Regions from separate parts of the Homo sapiens genome. Here all the other regions are linked to region 1. Evidence: read pairs that join two places in POLR2A ChIA-PET (ENCODE). Cell type or tissue: HepG2. All regions are shown on one strand. Each heading gives the region's core, and the rest is flanking DNA. Links, peaks and the distances in the headings are about the cores only.

Evidence for each region. ChIA-PET counts read pairs that join two places held together with the same protein. Peaks named below come from ENCODE experiments on the same cell type or tissue, not always from the same donor. Only the 100,000 strongest peaks of a DNase experiment are listed, where the experiment ranks them.
Region 2: POLR2A ChIA-PET joins it to region 1 with 10 read pairs; 9 of 35 experiments call an interaction of 5 or more read pairs at or near these places.
Region 3: POLR2A ChIA-PET joins it to region 1 with 35 read pairs; 12 of 35 experiments call an interaction of 5 or more read pairs at or near these places.

What each region holds. Positions count from the first base shown.
Region 1 is chr1:26,910,481-26,918,077 of GRCh38, reverse strand. NR0B2 (nuclear receptor subfamily 0 group B member 2) reads left to right here and starts at 4,103. Exons shown (of 2, transcript NM_021969.3): 1 at 4,103-4,669; 2 at 5,992-6,589. The coding sequence starts at 4,138. The coding sequence ends at 6,233. It also overlaps a transcript of NUDC not described here. RefSeq lists an enhancer at 2,136-2,636. In HepG2, for the core only: no CTCF peak of the experiment used is centred there; DNase peaks (open chromatin) are centred at 2,537, 2,807 and 3,817; H3K4me3 peaks cover 2,041 bases.
Region 2 is chr1:26,781,179-26,787,382 of GRCh38, reverse strand. ARID1A (AT-rich interaction domain 1A) reads right to left here. Exons shown (of 20, transcript NM_006015.6): 20 at 5,279-6,204. It also overlaps a transcript of PIGV not described here. Among named protein-coding and RNA genes, the nearest start is that of PIGV, 3.7 kb to the left of the region's middle. RefSeq lists an enhancer at 514-663. In HepG2, for the core only: no CTCF peak of the experiment used is centred there; a DNase peak (open chromatin) is centred at 3,122; H3K4me3 peaks cover 40 bases.
Region 3 is chr1:26,995,858-27,002,061 of GRCh38, reverse strand. TRNP1 (TMF1 regulated nuclear protein 1) reads right to left here. Exons shown (of 2, transcript NM_001013642.3): 2 at 1,176-2,215. Among named protein-coding and RNA genes, the nearest start is that of TRNP1, 5.3 kb to the right of the region's middle. RefSeq lists enhancers at 1,967-3,166, 3,948-4,067, 4,078-4,137, 4,090-4,384, 3,895-4,500 and 1 more. In HepG2, for the core only: a CTCF peak has its summit at 4,253 (motif pointing left); DNase peaks (open chromatin) are centred at 2,501 and 4,231; H3K4me3 peaks cover 799 bases.

The sequences.
Region 1 (7,597 bases), core at 1,015-6,014:
GAGCTTGGAATTGGAGATGATAGTCTGAATTCATGTTGTTTAGTATGTATAATTATAGAAATAAATATAATTGTAAATGTGTGTGTGTGTGTGTGTGTGTGTGTACACATTCATTAGCTCTAGGAAGGACTGGGAGTAGTGACCCTCATAACAATGAACAGTTCTGGTTTCTTCTTCTTTTTTTTTTTTTTGAGACGCAGTCTCACTCTTGTCGCCTAGGCTGGAGTGCAGTGGTGGGATCTTGGCTCACTGCAACTTCCGCTTCCCAGGTTCAAGCGATTCTCCTGCCTCAGCCTCCCAAGTAGCTGGGATTACAGGTATGCACCACCATGTCTGGCTAATTTTTGTATTTTTAGTAGAGACAGTTTTACCATGTTGGCCAGGCCGGTCTCAAATTCCTGGCCTCAAGTGATCCGGCCACCTCAGCTTCCCAAAGTGCTGAGATTACAGGCGTGAGCCACCATGCCCAGGTGGTTTCTTTTATTTATTTATTTTTATTTATTATTAGTATTTTTAGAAAGAGTCTCACTGTGTCTCACCCAGTCTAGGCTGCAGTGGCATGATCTCAGCTCACTGAAACCTCTGCCTCCTGGGTTCAAGCGATTCTCCTACCTCAGCCTCCCGAAAAGCTGGGACTACAGGCGTGCACCACCATACCCAGCTGATTTTTGTATGTTTAGTAGAGATGGAGTTTTGCCATGTTGGCCAGGCTGGTCTCGAACTCCTGACCTCAGGTGATCCATCCGCCTCGGCCTCCCAAAGTGCTGGGATTACAGGTGTGAACCCCCACATCCAGCCCTATTATTATTATTATTATTTTGAGACAAGGTCTCACTCCGTTGCCCAGTCTGGAGTGCAGTGGCACTATCTTGGCTCCCTGCAACCTCTGCCTCCCAGGTTCAAGCTATCCTCCCGCTTCAGCCTCTCTAGTAGCTGGGACTACAGGGGCATGCCACCATGTCTGACTCATTTTTGTATTTTTAGAAGAAACAAGATTTCACCATGTTGGCCAGGCTGGTCTCGAACTCCTGACCTCAGGTGATCTGCCTGTCTTGGTCTCCCAAAGTGCTGGGGATTACAGGCGTGAGCCACCACGCCTGATTTTTATTTATTTATCTATTTTTAGTCAGGGTCTCACTCTGTTGCCCAGGCTAGAGTGCAGTGGCATGATCACAGCTCACTGCAGCCTTGCCCTCCTGGATTCAAGCAATCCTCCCACCTTAGTCTTTCGAGTAGCTGGAACTATAGGTGTGCACTACCTACCTAGCTAATTTTTGTATTTTTTTGTAGAGATGGGGTTTCACCATGTTTCCAAGCTGGTCTTGAGCTCCTGGGCTCAAGCAGCTCACCCACTGCAGCCCCCAAAGTCCAGATTACAGGTGTGAGCCACCGTGCCCGGCCAGTTCTTGGTTTTTTAGTATGATTCTAGTGCCTACTTCATGCTTTCTAAATATTATTTTCCACTAAAAGATTAAATCAGAGCTCTTTGGAGTATTGGTTGATTCCAGGGGCTGGAAAAGTTGATATCTTGCTATACCAGAAAGCAAGTGTTCCAGGAATTATGGAAGCAGGCCAAAATGACACAGACACCAGCTTGAAAGGGTTCCCATTGACCACATTGATCAAATAAATATAAATATTCAGGGTCTAAGGGGAGGTTTTGTGTGTGGGGTTTTTTCGTTTTTTTTTAGACAGAGTCTTGCTCTGTCTAGAGCAAGGCAGGAGGGCAGTAACACAGTCATAACTCACTGTAGCCTTGAAGTCCTGGGCTCAAACCATCCTCTTGCCTCAGCCTCTCAAGTAGTTGGGACTACAGATATGCCCCACCACACTGGCTAATTTTTTTTTTTTGGTAGAGATGAGGTCTCACTGTGTTGACCAGGCTGATCTTGAACTCCTGAAGCCTCAAGTGATCCTCCCACCTCAACTTCCCAAAGTGCTGTGATTACAGGCGTGAGCCACCGTAACCGAGTGTGTATTCTATTCTTAAAGAGGGTCCTCCAAATCGTAACCTTCAGGCCCCATAAAACCAATATCCACCTCCAGAAATTCTTGTCACTGTTTTAAAAATGAGGAAACTGAGGCACAGAAAGAGAAAGTGATTTGCCCAAGGTCACTCAGCTAAGTGAAGCAGGATTTGAACCCAGCCAGTCTGACTCCAGAGTCTGCTTCAAGGGGACACTGTGAGAATTCAGTGAGATTTAAAAACATGAAAGGAACTTTATAAATTTAAGGATTAAGACTAATAATCAAATGAAAGAGGTGTGCCTGTTTGTCCACTGGTGCTCAGCTCCACAGAGGAAAGGGGCAGAAAAATCCTCCTACCGTATGCCAGAAACCACTTGGAATTTAACAACCAGGACCTCATTTTGTCCCCATGGCAGCCCTACAGCCAGGCATTATTGTCCCAGGGAGGCTTATCGAGGTTCAAGGATCAACCCAAGTCACATAACCAAAAAGTGATGGATTCTGGAGCAGATGCCAGGGCTAGTGATGCCAGAGCCTCTCTCTCCCCATCCAGGGCACCAGGCTGCCCAACAGCATGCAGCAGAAGGCTTGCCACACTGGACTGGCCAAGGTCCAGGAACATGACACAACCAAGGGCCTCTCCACCTTCTCTCATCCCCTGTGCTCCACCATCTGAGAAAGATGCCCGGGACAGAGGAGCCACGTGGCAGCAGAGCAACACTTCTGCCCAGATCACAAGTGGGCAACGTCTGCAAAGCAGGCAGCAGCAAGGTGGGGGCAGCTAGCCACAAGCTCTGAGAATCTCAGGCTCTGGCTGTGCAATTGGGCCAGTGGGTCCAGGGAAACAAACAAGGACTTTGGAGTCAGGCAAGATCTGGGCTTTGTCTTCCTGGTGGGATGACCTTGGGCAAGTCACTTTAGCTTTTTTAGTCTCATAAAGTAAGAATCTAGCCTTAGGAAGAGGCTGCCAATATTAGAGTGGGAAGTGCCTGACACATAATAAGTGCTTAGAGAATGGCAACCATATATATACATATATATATATATATATGTATGTATGTATGTGTATATATATATACACATATACATATAAATATACATATACATATACATATACATATACATATACATATATATTTTTTTGAGACAGGATCTTGCTCTGTTGCCCAGGCTGGAGAGCAGTGGCATGATCTCAGCTCACTGTAACCTCTGCCTCCCAGTTTCGAGTGATTCTTTTGCCTTAGCCTCTAGAGTAGCTGGGACTACAGGCACATGCCACCATGCCCGGCTAATTTTTGTATTTTTAGTAGAGACGGGATTTTGCCATGTTGGCCAGGCTGGTCTTGAACTCCTGACCTCAAATGATCCCCCTTCCTCAGCCTCCCAAAGTGCTGGGATTACAGGCATGAGCCACCGTGCCCGGCTGGCAACTATCTTTTATTATAATTCTGTGAGTTCTTCTCAGCAGACCTGGCCTTTCAGGAGTGGTAGGAATCAGGCTGGGGATAAGGATTCTGAAGGACCTTATTCCTGCAGGGGGCCCAGAACTGGAATCAGAGGAGGAGGCCTCCTAGATTGGACAGTGGGCAAAGTCCTCCCAGCCCCCAGGGTCCTGGCTCCCTTCCCTGTAGCCTGCTTCTGGCTGACAACAGAAGCAGGGCCCCAAGGTTAGGCAAACAAGCTAGTGATAAGGCACTTCCAGGTTGGGCCTTGCATTCAAGGCCCACCCAGCTCTGGGGCTGGCTTCCTGGCTTAGCAAAAGCCCTAGTCTTTTGTGCACACAAGAGCGGGCACCAATGGGGACACCTGCTGATTGTGCACCTGGGGCCTTGGTGCCCTGGTACAGCCTGAGTTAATGACCTTGTTTATCCACTTGAGTCATCTGATAAGGGGCAGCTGAGTGAGCGGCAGGTGGCCCTGTGCCCTGCACCGGCCACTTCATTGACTGAGGTGATATCAGTGCCACGTGGGGTTCCCAATGCCCCCTCCCCCACCACTTCCCCACCATTCCTGCCAGGGGCAATGTCTGTGTGTTTTTTTCAATGAACATGACTTCTGGAGTCAAGGTTGTTGGGCCATTCCCCCCGTTCCACTCACTGGGAATATAAATAGCACCCACAGCGCAGAACACAGAGCCAGAGAGCTGGAAGTGAGAGCAGATCCCTAACCATGAGCACCAGCCAACCAGGGGCCTGCCCATGCCAGGGAGCTGCAAGCCGCCCCGCCATTCTCTACGCACTTCTGAGCTCCAGCCTCAAGGCTGTCCCCCGACCCCGTAGCCGCTGCCTATGTAGGCAGCACCGGCCCGTCCAGCTATGTGCACCTCATCGCACCTGCCGGGAGGCCTTGGATGTTCTGGCCAAGACAGTGGCCTTCCTCAGGAACCTGCCATCCTTCTGGCAGCTGCCTCCCCAGGACCAGCGGCGGCTGCTGCAGGGTTGCTGGGGCCCCCTCTTCCTGCTTGGGTTGGCCCAAGATGCTGTGACCTTTGAGGTGGCTGAGGCCCCGGTGCCCAGCATACTCAAGAAGATTCTGCTGGAGGAGCCCAGCAGCAGTGGAGGCAGTGGCCAACTGCCAGACAGACCCCAGCCCTCCCTGGCTGCGGTGCAGTGGCTTCAATGCTGTCTGGAGTCCTTCTGGAGCCTGGAGCTTAGCCCCAAGGAATATGCCTGCCTGAAAGGGACCATCCTCTTCAACCCCGGTGAGCTCCCAGACACTCCTGGGTGGGGGGCAAGGCTGAAGCAGGGGCCAGCCAGGGAAGGTAGCTTCTAAGGGTTTGATATCTGTTATCTCATTGGGTCCTCATTTTCTTTTTATTTTTCTGAGACAGAGTCTCACTCTGTCACCCAGTCTGGAGTGCAGTGGTGCGATCTTGGCTCACTGCAACCTCTGCCTCCTGGGTTCAAGCAATTTTCTCTGCCTCAGCCTCCCGAGTAGCTGGGATTACAGATGGCCGCCACCACTCCCGGCTAATTTTTGTACTTTTTAGTAGAGATGGGCTTTCACCATGTTGATCAAGCTGGTCTTGAACTCCTAACCCCTCAGGTGATCCACCCACCTTGGCCTCCCAAAGTGCTGGGATTACAGGCGTGAGCCACCGTGCTTGGCCAGTCCTCATTTTCATCAAATAGCCATCTCACAGAAGAGGCACAGAGAAGCTAAGTGACTAGCTAAAGGTAACACAGCCAGGTAGGGACAGACCAGGATGGCAACTCAGGTCTATTCACTCCAGAGACTGGCCCTTGCCACTCTGCCTGAGAAATTTGCTCTGACCTTTACAGAAGGCTGTGGGGAGGTGGGGTGGGCAGACACAGCTGTGTCTCAGTCACATCCTCAAAGGAAGGCTGCATGGTGAAGCTCTAGAGCTAAAACTCCTCTGTGGGTTCAGAAAGATCACATAGAAGAGATGACTGAAAGGGGCGTAGGGAGGACAGGAAAGGAGTCTTTATGGAATTCGGCCAGGAGAGCGGCAGATGGAGACAGTGCTGTTTGTAATCTGGAGAGCATCTGAGATGAGAGTTCCCCAGGAGTCCCTTGTGGCACGCATAAATCGTAGTAATTAATTGTAATAATAGTAGCAAATACTCATATCACACTTACCATATGTTAGGCCCTATTCTAAGGGTTTTACATATACTAGTTCATTTAAATCTCATAAAAGCCTAGGAGACAGGTCCTATTAATATTATTATTCCCGTTTTACAGATAAAGAAACTGAAGCCCAGAGATTAAGTGACTTGCCCAAGGTCACCCAGCTAATAAGTGACAGTGCTGGGATTCATACCCAGGAAGCCTAATTCTTAACCATTACTCCACACTGCCTCTTCATAAATGGATGGATGAATACATTGAAAATTGATAAATAAATTACCTCCTCTAAAGGAGGAGGTAGTAGTGGGACCTCAAAGGCCGAGCAAAGGAGGCAGAGGGGTGTCTCTGATGGCCCAGATCTTGGGCCAGTCTTGTCCTTTGGTGGCTGGGAGTAGGGTGCTCACCAGCCCTCTTCTCCCTCTCTGCCCACAGATGTGCCAGGCCTCCAAGCCGCCTCCCACATTGGGCACCTGCAGCAGGAGGCTCACTGGGTGCTGTGTGAAGTCCTGGAACCCTGGTGCCCAGCAGCCCAAGGCCGCCTGACCCGTGTCCTCCTCACGGCCTCCACCCTCAAGTCCATTCCGACCAGCCTGCTTGGGGACCTCTTCTTTCGCCCTATCATTGGAGATGTTGACATCGCTGGCCTTCTTGGGGACATGCTTTTGCTCAGGTGACCTGTTCCAGCCCAGGCAGAGATCAGGTGGGCAGAGGCTGGCAGTGCTGATTCAGCCTGGCCATCCCCAGAGGTGACCCAATGCTCCTGGAGGGGGCAAGCCTGTATAGACAGCACTTGGCTCCTTAGGAACAGCTCTTCACTCAGCCACACCCCACATTGGACTTCCTTGGTTTGGACACAGTGTTCCAGCTGCCTGGGAGGCTTTTGGTGGTCCCCACAGCCTCTGGGCCAAGACTCCTGTCCCTTCTTGGGATGAGAATGAAAGCTTAGGCTGCTTATTGGACCAGAAGTCCTATCGACTTTATACAGAACTGAATTAAGTTATTGATTTTTGTAATAAAAGGTATGAAACACTTGGAGCCTGATACTGTCATTTGTGCATATGGAAGGGACTGTCTCACCTCCAGGGCCCACCCTGCTGCTATCAGAGGTAGCCCAAGGGAAAAAATCCACAGGGTTGCTGGAGCTAATTTTCCAGGGAACAGTATCAGTTCACAATCCCATCACCTCATTGTCTTTATCCTCAGGGGAAGGAGGTTGCTCTCCCATTCCCAAACCCTTCACTAACCGCTCCCCTGGCTCCTACCCACTTCAGGCGCCCTCTTACCACAGTGAAAGCCCAATCACAGCCAATCAGGAAGCAGCCCACTCCCGAATTGAAACAGACAAGTTCACTGCCATTTCTGTAGTTTGAGATCATTCACTTCCCCCATTCCTGCAGATGACAAAAGAGAGTGGTCCATTATTTTCCCAAAGGGAAGGGACAAGGGTACCCAGGGCTGGCCTGGCAACTGCTTGAAGGCCAAGGCAGACCAAGGTTTAGCTGGACCACCAGGATTTGACTACATCAGTTGTTTAAGTCTGAAACCCTTCCATGACACTTGGCTCACAGCCACCACCCTGAGGCCTCCCCAGTTTCCTTCCCTGCCCCTCTGCCCCAGCCCCTCTCCTGGGATTCTCCTCCCAGACATTCCCACTGTCTAGCAACTAAAGAGGCAACTCTTGGCATAGCCATGACCTCCCTGACTGCTCCATTCAGAATATGACTTGTGTCTATTCTGACTGGTCAATATCTGTGCCTCACTGTTTGTTAAATATTTTGACCCAGTTGCCATGGGTCAGGGTGAGTGACCTGAAGGGTGGGCAGGAAGGAGTGATAACAACACACATGCCTATAGGATTTTCCGGCCTCCCCCTTTCACCCGCAGTAAGTCCTGCCCTGACCAGTCCCCACCCTCTTCACCATAACAGTTTGGATTCTTGTCACAGGGGCCAAGTTAATGATTGCTCAATAAGAGGCCATTCACTTGGGGATAACAGTCTAGGCGTCATCATTCAGGCCTTTCTCTAAGCCCCCCAGGT
Region 2 (6,204 bases), core at 1,205-6,204, 130 kb after region 1:
GCTAATGAGGATGGTGAAGAAAACCTCAGAGAACACCCTCCAGGGCTCCTTTCACCTCCCTCACCCAAGCAGTTTCTCTCATAGGAAGTGGGGCCAAAAAAAGAAGAAAAAAAAAGAGGCGAACTCAACAAAACCGTCTATTGGGGGGAGCGGCCAGTTTGTACCCTTGTAACGGAAACTGTTAGAACAACTTTGCACCCTCCTTAAAGGAAACAGATGATAAATCCTTCTCCGTTGGTGGATTTCTTGTTTCTCAGGATTCCAAAGCCTTATGTGGTTTCAGTTATCTGCCCTCCAAACGAAGCCAGGGGCCGGGTTAGCCTCTGGCCACAGCCTGGCTCAGGGAGGGGTTTATCTTCTGCAACGGCTACTCATGTGGGTGGGAACAAAGAGATGGTTGCTACCTCTCCAGGCGAAGACCAGCCCACATCAGTCTGTGGGGGCCTGGGACTGTATCTCTTGACTCTGTAACTCATTTCAGGCCCTGAGACCTAAATTGCCTTCAGATATCTGTTGTGTGCAAGGTGGAGAAAAGGCAAATCATATTTAGTCGTTGTGTGTTGGAGAAGGGGGAAAAAATGGAGTTTCATGGCCCTTCCCCCAGGTTTTTCAGTGCCACGCACTTGTTCTCAGCTCCAGAGGCCTGTGAGTAACGTGGCAAAGCCTGGGGACACACTTGTGACTGGGGCCTAAGGCTGTGACTTGAATCTCTAGAAGTCCACCATGAGGCTCCAAGCAGCACTCTCTCTGCAAAGACAAAACTGAGAAATGAACTGTCCTTGCTCTGTAAATTCACAAGGGGAAAAAAGACATGCATTCTCAGGGTTCCCTCTGTCCACATCAAATTCTCTCAAAAATCTATTTGTAAAAAGGCCAGGGGTCTCTCAAGACAAGTCAGAATGTTTTTTAAAAGCTCAGCTGTCACCCTGTAGAGGTAGAACTTTATCCAGATTTTCAGCTGTACTTTCCTGCAATTTCTCTTTTCCTTCTCTGCTACCCAACCCCCTCCTCTTCCGCTCTGTTTCCTGTTTCATTTTCTGACTTCTGCTCTGACAGGAAAACAAGGAAGCTGAATCTTGTGCTCTCAAAGCCCTGACTCCCTGGTTTCAGATTGGAAGAAGGCTAGGTGGGATAGGAGGGGATTCTGGGACTCCAAGGCTTTGAGTAGTGACGGAGGCAGCCTCTCAGTGTTCTTGTAGAGTCTGCAGCTAAGATGGAGCCTGCATCTACCCAGGGAGCCAGCTGAGCTACCAGAACTGTGGAAAGCAAGTGAGAAAGAGCCATATCCCAGGCTCCAGAAAGACTCCACACTTCCCAGCCATTTCCATTAAGAAGCACATATCCCACATCACCAAGAAACAATATCACATACAAATCCCTAACCAGAACAATGCAAGCAATGCATTACTATTCTAGAAGCTTAGGATTTAAGAGGGTTACATCATTTCTGTTCTTTGAACTTGCCTGGCTCTGCTCTTGCTATTTTCCCTGCTTGAAGCACTCTACTTCCAGACCACCCTTTGGCTAGCCCATTATGTTTGGGTCTCCGGAGAGAAGTCACCTCCTTAGAGAGGCTTTCCCTGTACTATCCCATCAGTCTGTTCTGTTTTTTTTTTTTTTTTTTTTTTTTTTTAAAGATGAGGTCTCACTATATTGCCAAGGCTAGTCTGGAACTCCTAGGCTCAAAGGATCCACCCACCTTGGCCTCCCAAAATGCTGGGATTACAGGTGTGAGCCACTGCGCCCGGCCTCTGTTTTCTTCATAGCACTTAACACTATCTGCTTGTCCTGTCCATGAATTTTACTTGTTTCAATGTCTGTTTCCCTATTCTAGAATGTAAGCTTCTGAGTGTAATGGAGGAGCAAGGGCTTTGTTCACCAATGTATTTCCAGTTAGAACAGTGCCTTGCACACTGTGTGTCTTCAATAAAGATCTGGTCAATAAATCAATTTCTTTAATCCTATACCTATATTTTATGGATGAGGGAGCTAAGGATCACAAAGGGTAAGTGACTGGCAAGAAGTCACATAGCTAGTGGTAGCGATGGGACTTGAATTCAGGTCTCCAGCCTCCCAGGCTGGTTCTCCCACTCTACACTATTTTAATCTTTCACAGATTTACCTCTTTCCCTCTCTTCCATTTTTCCCATATGTAAGAGTCTTTACGGGCTATGCTAAGATGGGCACACCAAGTCTTAACAGCTCTGACCTACTCTTTCCTCCATCAAATTCCTATCTTATCTGTTTGATTTGTTCAACAGTACAGGAATGCCTACTATGTGATGGGATGAAGATGCAACACTGAGCAAGATAGAAACAATCCTTGCCCTGGTGGAGATGATATCTACCTCATAGGATTTATAGTGCTTGGCATACAATGCTCAATAAAGATGGGCTATTACAACTCACTGAACAAAAAAGTGATTTTCCCACTGAAAGTGTAGAGAAGGAAGTTAGGTGGTTCTCACAGAACACTCACTTCCCTGGAGCAACTGACATTTCTCTCTGTAGCTGCCTTGCCTTGCTCCTGCCTCCACTTCTGGAAGTGGCCTTGGCCCCAGGCTGGGCAGAGGACCAGCCCAGTAAGTAGCCCAACTACTCTCAGCAGTTCAGTTTCTAGAAGCTAAACTTTCCATGGCCCCAGTCCTATGGGATTGGAATAGCTGATCCTAATCTGGGATGCTGGCTCTGATGTCATGCCATTGTGGGGCGAAAGTGACCATACTGGCCTGCTGTACTTTACCAGAACTTTATGCTACTTCTTTTTGCTGTGGGATAAAAGGCATTCATTGGCAGTTTCCAAGATGCTGGGTGACATTTACATCCATCCTGACACTTGGGGTGACACCAGTCAGGTCTCATATACCAAAAGCATCCTTTTTGGCCTCTGCCCGATCACTTGAAGATGCCCATCCACCCAAGGACAAAGACTCTGCCTTGCCTCCAACTGCAGTACCCAAACACTCATCATTTAAAGCCCATGGTCACTAGGTATTTTTCACCATTCCTTCAGTGTTTGCCTTTCAGTGGTTAGAAAACCTTGACCCCACTGAGAGGCCTAGTGGGAAGGCCTTAGCCACTTGGGGGTGGCAGTGGCTGCAAGGCAAAAGAGCCAATGAGGTTGAGAGTATTGTTTAGGCTGGACTTGGCTGCTCTCCAGCTATGAAAGAAGGTTAAGGTCATTTGGGGGGTGGGGAGGGAGGAGCCTGGGAAAAGAACTACTGGCCACACCCCTGGGTTCTCTGCTGGCTAGGTTCTATTTACTTCTCAAAAGCAAATTACTCACAGCTCACTGGCCAGCAGTTCTCTTGGCCATGGTAACTCCAGTCAGAAACTGGAGACCAGGCTAGGCTCTCCCTGCATTGCAGGAGAGCAGATGAAAGGAACCCAGGAAACCGAACTCCTAGGTAATGCTCCACACACAGCCCAGATATGCAATTTCTAGACTAGCAAACGGAGCTCGAGGCCTAGAACAAAAATAGCCATTAGCAATATTGCTTACCAAAATTGTAGATATGAAAAGCTTCCCATTTACCTTTTTCTAGAAGAATCCTAGGAACGCATCTTGGTTGACAAAGGTTTTCCTCTCTCAATTGAGAAATACTAATTATTCAAATCCTGTTCCTGACCCAAATATTAACAGCCACACTTAGTCTGATGAACACTTGATTGAAATTCTGAGGACAATTTTACCTCGTGCTAAAGACAATAAAAACAAATCTTGCTTGCTGAGCTCCACAGCTAGATCCCTTACTCCTGGGTTGGGTTCTCATCCAGAAAGGAGGTAGTGTGGTATATTAAGAAAAGCATGATCCTTGGAGTCAGGTGGAACTTGCTTGGTGTATGAACTTAAAAAGCCTTTCACTTTTCTTAGCCTCTTTCTTCAACTGTAAAATGGGAGCCACATACTGACTTCACAGGCACAGGATTGTTGTAGGATTGTGATGTGCTATGTCCAGAATATAAGTAGGTACACAATAGAAAACTGTTGTTTCTTGTTTCAAATTTCACTTCTAAGTGTCCACAATGATAGCATTTTTTCTCTTTCTGCTTCTGATTTCTCCTGAGGAACTTGAGGCTTCTCTATTGTTTCCCTAAGGAAGGGGGTGAACAGAGAAACTATATATTGTGACATTAGCCTCATAAAAGCAACTGCATCTAGCCAACATCGACAGTATCATTCAACTACTACTTAAGTAGATGCTATGTGCCAGTCTATGTGTTAGCACCAGGATGCAGCAGTGAACAAAACACCCCTCCCACCACCCTCAGTTTACATTTCAGTGGAAGGTGACAGGTAAGTACAACACACAACAGGCCAGACAGTAACAAGTGCCACAGGAAAAATAAGGCAGACAAGGGAAACATAGTGGGGGGCAGAGATTGCTATTCTAAGTAAGGTGACCATGAAAAGCCTTACTTATATATTTGGACAAAGACTTGAAGCAGTCGAGGACTTGAGCCATGCAGTTATTTGGTGAGAGAGTATAAAGTACAAAGACTCCAAGGTGGAAACATCTCTATACAGTGGGGTGAGCAACGGGCAAGACAGATGGTGCAGGAAAGGTAGAGGTAAGCTAGATAACTCAGGGCCTTGTAGGCCACTTTTTAAGAGTCTGGATTTTTACTTACTGAGTCAGAAGCACTGAAGGCGTTTGATCTGACTTACCTTTTATAGGGGTCCTTTTGGTTGCTCTGTTGAGAATAGGTTCAACCAGGCAAAGCAGAAGCAGGGAGGCCAATTTGGAGGTATTTCAAGAATCCAAGATATGACAGTATCTTGAACTACAGTAGTGTGGGATTGAGGATTATTTTATGAAGAGTGCTAACAGATTGGATGTGGAAGTGAAAGAAGTCAAGGATTTTTTTAGCCAAGTGATAGAATGGAGTTGCCATTTACTAAAAGGAAAACACAAACAAAAAAACCAAAACTATGGGAGAAGCAGGTTTCTAGTGGGGGAAGACAGGACATTTTAGCTTTGGCATGTTCAAAGTAAACTTCCAAGCAGGGATGACAAGAAAGGTGGCTGAATGCTCTAGTCTGGAGTCAGGGAAAAGAGCCAGTCCAGAGATATTATAAGTGATTAAGTTGGAGATTGCCTCCAGATAAATGGTTGTCTTATTTTGGAATATAGTAAATAAATGACAGGGTCCAGGAATGCCACTATTTAGGGGAGATCTCACACTAAGGGAGGTTTGCAAAAACAGGACTATCCCCCTGCCCCCCGACAAAAGGTCAAGTTTTAGTTTGAAAACAATAAAAAGCTTCACAAAAGTCTTACCAAGATTTAATGTACATTTATTCTTAACACGTGGAACATATAGTATAAAGATTTCATACTGAATAAATGATATTCATTAAGCCAAAAAAGGAAAAAAAGGAGGAATTTACATCAAGTTTTAGCTACATTGTTGAAATACAAATATGCAGATTTTATCACTGAAAAAATCTCAATTGTGTTTCTTCATCAGAACTTCAACTGAACCTAGAACTTTTTCACACCTCGATTAGAAAGAAAACAAAACAAAACAAAAACCCAGAAAAAAATAAACTATAAGTTGATTGGCTGCTGAGACAGCAAGGACTTTTTACAGAGACCTGTACAGCATCGCACCAAGAGGGGCGATATCTGGCAAGAGATTAAATAGCTGTGTCTCGCTTTGTGCAGGTCACCAACTTGTTAACTCGTCATACTATAAAGGGGTAGCTGGGAGGAGGACCAAACTGTGGGGATCCAAGGGTATGTGCAATGTACAACGTCATATATATACACACGTGGCAGCGTAGCCGCTGCAGCTAAAGGTTAAAACCAGTTCTAAGAGGTGATCTCAGGGTTATTCATACAATCAAGGAGGAGAGAAAGAGGTCAGGGTGTTGTAGGTTCACACATGATACTTTGGGGGAAAAGCCTTTTTTTTTTTTCTCCTCAACGTTTAACTAAAAACATTTTTAAAAACTACAGCTTGCTGCTGACCCAGCGTTTTCTGTTTCCATGTGAGACATTATTATTACAGTATGTTTACAGTATCAGGTGTACAGTACAGTACATGAAAGGGTCTACACTCTACTGCACAGGCCTCTCCAGTGAACAGGGTCTGTTCACAACTGCGAACTTCTTGGCTCCTGCAAGATTGTGAATGTACAACAATAAACCACACACAGTTCAGCAGTCACCTTTTTTGTCCTTCAGAATTTTTTTTTGT
Region 3 (6,204 bases), core at 1,205-6,204, 84 kb before region 1:
GTTACATGATATGCTGCCCTTCCGCTTTCACTCGCCACACTTCTGCTCTGTTCCCTGGGGGCTGGCATCTGTGGACTGCATCAATGGCTCCCTTGTTCCCCGGCTTCCTGTTGGGTTGCCAATGAGACATCCCAGCGTCTTAAGGAGACTTAAGGGAGGAGTAGATATTTATTCTCTTTGTTCCCTCTCTACCAGGTTGCCATGGTTGGCCACATCTCTCAACCAAAGGTCACGGTTCTTGTCAGGGGCCCCACTCCACACAGTGACCTCTCCTCACCCTCAGACTCAGGAGTTGCAAAGGCTTCTCACTGTTGCTGGCCCCAGATTGCTGAACCATCCCATTACATTTTTTTTTTTGGGTGGAGGGGGGAGAGCACTCACCCAGGCTGGCATGCAGTGACGCGATCTCAGCTCACTGCAACCTCCGCCTCCCAGGTTCAAGCCACTCTCATGCCTCAGCCTCCCAAGGAGCTTGGACTACAGGTGCACACAACAACGCCTGGCTAATTTTTGTATTTTTAATAGGATGGGGTTTCGCCATGTTGGCCACACTGGTCTCAAACTCCTGACCTCAGGTGATCTGCCTGCCTCGGCCTCCCAAAGTACTGGGATTACAAATGTGAGCCACCAAACCCAGCCCCTTGTTAGTTTCTTAAGCCCAGCCCACGCCTTTGGAAATAGTCTGTTTTATTTCTTGAGATAGGGTCTTGTTCTGTTGCCCAGGCTGGAGCGCACAGTGGTAGGATCACAGCTCAGTGCAGCCTTGACCTCCTGGGCTCAAGCAATCCTCCCACCTCAGCCTCCTAAGTAGCTGGTACCACAGGCATGTGCCACCCCACCTGGCTAATTTTTTCATTTTTATAGAGCAGGGATCTCCCAGGCTGGTCTCGAACTCCTGAGCTCAAGCAACCCTCCTGCCTCAGCCTCCCAAAGTGCTGGGATTACAGGTGTGATCCACCATGCCAGGCCAGAATAGCCTATGTTTAAAACACTTCCCAGTTTGAGTGTGCCATCTCCTGCTTAGACACCGACTGACAAAACAGGTCCATATGGTCGCCAGCACAGTCACACTAGTCACACAACCCCCACAGGCCATGGTGCTGCCATGTTGTCACCAGTTCGCACAACCCTCCTTGGTGTCACACAGTCTCACATGTGCATTCTCATCCCTGAGCTCCGTCATCACATCCTTTAATGAGGAAGACTTCCTGAGGAGGGGGGTAAGAGCAGGCGGCTGTGAGTCAGGTCAAGGGAGAATTGGTCTGCAAATCAAAGTCAACAGGGCCAGACTGCCAAACGAAACTAAATACAAGCTGCTCCAGGAACCGTCAACTTAAAGAGCCATAATAGACACAGAGGAAAGGCAGCAAGGGCACTTGCAAAGTGAACCTCAGAACCCCATGCATTTGCCTTACATTATGGAAATTTATTCCTCCTGAATGTATAAGGCAGGAGACTAATTCAATATACATTCACTATGCAGAATTCTACAAGTTCTGGGCTATGTGTAAATGTGCCCCCCTTCCCTCCATTATCAGGATGTTTAAATGTGTTTCCTTTTTTTCATTTAAAACTTTGCTTAGATGTTTTACATTGCCATCACCTCTTCCTGAGAAAAAGGTGTGTCCCCCACCCCAACCCCTAGGAGCCAGCAGACTATCTTTCTGAGGGGCCACAAGCACACTCCCACGTGGAGAACAAGGGCAGTGGATGAAGGGAACGGGGATTTTTCAAACTAATGTTTTCCCTCAAACAGGCCTCCCGGCGCCGTTAGACTTGAAGCAATGACATCTATTAAAATGGGGACCCCAGCTGGGGGTTAAGAATGTTGTTTAAGAATGATGACGATATCTTGAAAAGAAATTCTTGGCTGGGGATGGGGTAGGGGGAAAGGGAAAAAAAATAAATTATTTTGACTTTCCCATTGGCAATGCTTGCTACGCTTAATCTGATTGCATCTCAGGGACCTGTAGCAACATCTCCAATTGTACAGTGTAAGCCAAAGTCAAATGTGGGGTATATGAAGAAATTCAGAGCATCAGCCAGTTCTCCAGAACCAGCCCCTTGCCACTGTAAAGTGAAAGGCTCCTGTGAGGAGGGCGCTGGGATTGTGTAAGGTCAATTCTCAACGTCTTCCTGAAGGCAGTGCCCAGGGAGAAAGCCGAATCCAGAGGTCCAGATCCATAGAGTGGAGGTTCTGAGGAGTTGGAAGGAGCTGGAAAGAATAATTCCAAGAGCTTTAATGGCCTCTTTCCCACAGCCACCCAGCCCCACCCAAGCCCTTCAACTTGAAATCTGCCTGAAGGGGGCGGGGGCATTGTGGAGAGAAGATGCAGGAGGCAATAGTATGGAATGGGACTCCTGGGGAAGCAGAGGTTCCCTTGGGCCTTTGTCCTTGGCTGGGATCCCCTAGCCTGAGCAGTTAGAATGGAATGTTCCTGGGATGAAAAGCCTGCCCCTCCTCCACTTCTCCCCTTATGGAGTTCCCCAGGGCCCATTCCAGGGATTCCTGATATGGTGATGCTCTAGAGAAGCAGAGGCCCACGCTGCCTGGGGGTTCTGTCCTGGCGGCCTCTCCAGGGCTGGGCAAATTGGTTCCATCATTTACGGATCTCTACTATGTGCCAAGTACTTAGTATGACTTTTCATTTAATACTCAAGTTTTCTTTTTCTTTTTGAGACGAAGTTTTGCTCTTGTTGCCCAGGCTGGAGTACACTGGCGCGATTTCGGCTCACCGCAACCTCCGCCTCCCAGGTTCAAGCGATTCTCCTGTCTCAGCCTTCGGAGTAGCTGGGATTACAGGGGTATGCCACCACGCCCGGCTAATTTTTGTATGTTTAGTAGAGATGGGATTTCACCCTGTTAGCCAGCCCAGATCTACAGGGAGAGGAGGCAGCCCTCCAAGGCAAGCCCTTGGGAGGCTTGAGCCCTGAGCATCCTTGGCCCACCCTCCTCAGAAGCCAGGTTGCTGACTCAGCCTGACTCACCCCCAGGGCCCAGCCAGGTTGGGGTGTGCCCAAACTCTGGGAGGGGCACCTTCTGCCACCCCTCCAGCATCTCATGTCCCTTCCAATACCCAAGGACCAAGGGTCACTATACACAGCCTTGAATGTGGGAGCCCAGATATCCCCCTAAACGGACCTCTCTTTAGCCTGATAAATGAATCACCATATATCCTAATGTTTAAGAGATCCCTCACTTATAGCTCCTATGTCTTTGGGCAAGTCACCCGCCCTCCCTCTCTGTTTCTTCACCTGTGGAAATGGGAATAATAACCCTTACTTTGCAGAGTGGTTGGGAGAACCGGAACAGATTAATGGGTGTAAAGTGCTCAGGGGCCTGGCATAGAGGAGGTGGTTAAGATATTATTCCAGAACCAAGAGTTCCCTTCCCCCATCGCCCCTGGCCAGGGTGCAGTCAAGGACCAATGGGGGAAGAAGTAGGTTGGGGATCTCCAGGCTTTCCCAAATACCTCCTCCTGCACCGCTCTCATGACAGCAGGCCTCTCCTTCAGCTCTGAGAAGCCTAAGCACCCGAGTTGTTCTTGAAGAACCCACCAACAGGGGAGCGGCTGCAGGCTTGGACCACCTTGGCCAGGTTCTGTGGCTCCAGCCTAATCTCTAAGAGGCAACACTGGCCACCACTGGCAGTGGGACCCTGGGTTCTGATCAATTAGTGTAACAAATCTGTGAATACAAAATAACTCTGGTCTTTTATCCTGATAGTGACCCCAACAAGGGCTACCTGTCTTTTCTGGAAGTCTTTCCTAATGGGTCTTCTCCCTGGGGTTCCAGGCTCAGCCCAACCAAAGGAGCTTCCTTTGCTCCCCCCTTTTTTTTTCAGTAGAGGCGGGGTTTCACCATGTTAGTCACGATGGTCTCGATCTCCTGACCTCGTGATCCGCCCGCCTCAAACTCCCAAAGTGTTGGGAGTACAGGTGTGAGCCACCGCACCCGGCCTTGCTCCCCTTTCAAAGAGGGTTCCCGCCCCTAGGGAGCCGGTGATGGGCACAGCTCTGGCCTCTAGTCCCACTCCACCCAGGAAGCTATCCCCAGAACTACACTCCCACTCTAGGGCTGCGCTGACCGCGACTACCCTGCTCGTTCTCCCAGGCCCCTGCAGCTCAAGGTCTAGGAAGCCCCGGGGACTACCGGGCAAAGGGATGATTGGGGGCAGGAACAATAAAGGACTGAACCTCCTCCAGGCCACACCCCTTCGTCTCGAGAAAGCAGCCCCACACTGCCCTCTGGTGGCAACGCTCACATGGTTATCCAGTTGAGGGGCAGGTCCCAGATTAGAACCTTGAACTGGTCTCCCAGCCCCAAGCACCAGCCTGAAGAAAGGCTCCTGTTCCCCCCTCATTTCCCTTTGCTGAGATATAAATTCATTGGTGGCCGTCAGTGTCCTCAATGCACAGGTCCCCCAAGATCCCTGTACTCAGTCCTGTCCCCAGAGCTGGGGGCCACCAAGAAAGTGTTCTGAAAGTCATGTGGGGAAAAGGGGTGGGTCAGCCTTCTGTCCGAGGCTAGAGCTGGCCTCCAACAAACTGCTCAGCCCCCAAGGGATCCCCTGGGATGGTGACAGCCAGAAAAGCCTGCCTGGAAAAGAGCCAGGAGACATAAGCCCTTAAAAGTAGAGACCCTCCTCTGATTTGGCTCTGCTTTCTGAGCCCCTATCAATATTTGCTAATTAAGAAGAAAATGGAGGCAGACGGGTGAGCTTTTTTTTTTTTTTTTTTTTTTCTTGAGACACAGTCTTGCTCTGTTGCCCAGGCTGGAGTGCGGTGCAACCTCCACCTCCCGAGTTCAAGCAATTCTTTCTCAGCCTCCCGAGTAGCTGGGATTACAGGCACCTGCCACCACGCCCAGCTAATTTTTGTTATTTTTAGTAGAGAAGGGGTTTCACTATGTTGGCCAGCCTGGTCTTGAACTCCTGACATCAAGTGATTGGCCCTCGTGGGCCTCCCAAAGTGCTGGGATTACAGGCATGAGCCACCGCACCCAGCCTGAATAAAGCCAGACGGGTGAGCTTCTAGAGGGGGCCCTGGAGGGTCAGGCAGGTGTGGGAGGTGCCTTTTGTTAGTTGGCTATGTGGTAATGGACATAGCACTAACTAGGAGCTGGGGTTCAAGTCTACATGTGTGTGCCCTGGCCAGGAAGCTTGATGAGGAGCAGTGGGACATCTGGAAGTGGAGGGAGGGGGCAGAGCTGCCTGTGACACCAGGACCAATCTCCATTTACTACCCTCTACTTCACACACACACACACACTAGCCAGTGTCGTCTCTAATTCTCTACTCACCCACCCCACCCCCAAATCGGGACAAGCTGATTACAAATAAATCCTGGAGAAAGCCAAAACTGTGATGGCACCGAGCACTTTACACCATTAGCTAAAAGCTTCTCCGGACCAAGTGCCCCCTCCCATGCAACCCAGAAAACAAATGGTCCTGGCTGCAGCCCAGCACCAAGGCCTGAGCTCAGCTCTTTCCAAGATGTCCTGTCCTCTCTAAGCCTCTAGACCCCAAATGACCCAAGTGGCTTTGGAAGGTGTTCCCTGTTTGGAAAGACCAGAGGATGGCATTGCCCCCTTCATTACTTCCCTGGGGTTCCCTAACTTTGTCAGAGGCTCTGAGACTCCCTCCTGAACCTCCCTTCCCCAGCTAAGAAAGGGTTCAGGAAAGCCTTGCTGTTAGCCGAGAAACCAGCCAAAAAGTTTGGTATCCAGGGAGAAGGGCTGATGAGGGAGGATCCCATAAGGGCCCCAAGCCTCAGCCTATCAGAGCAGTGCACCTGACCCTCCCAGATTCCTGTGGAAGGAAGCATCCTCCCCACTTCACCCCATTCCCAAGCCCTGACTCAAGGAGGGACTGAGGAAAGAGGCCCAGAGAGGGGGCAGAGTTGTTCTAAGTCACAGAGCAGACAGGATCCAGAGGACAACTCTCCCTAGCCCCTGCCCAGGGTACTGTGGGAGGTGCACACACAGGCCAGGGACCTTGATTCTTCCCTCACTGGCATGTGACCTTGAGAAATCCCCTCTCCACCCTGCAAAAGTAGGACTTTAAATTAGCTCATGGCTCTATCAGCAAAAGCAGTGCCTGTTTCCAGGTGTGAGTTAAAATAATACATTATCAGCCAGGTGCAGTGGCTCACACCTGTAATCCCAACACTTTGGGAGGCCGAAGCGGACAGATCACCGGAGGTC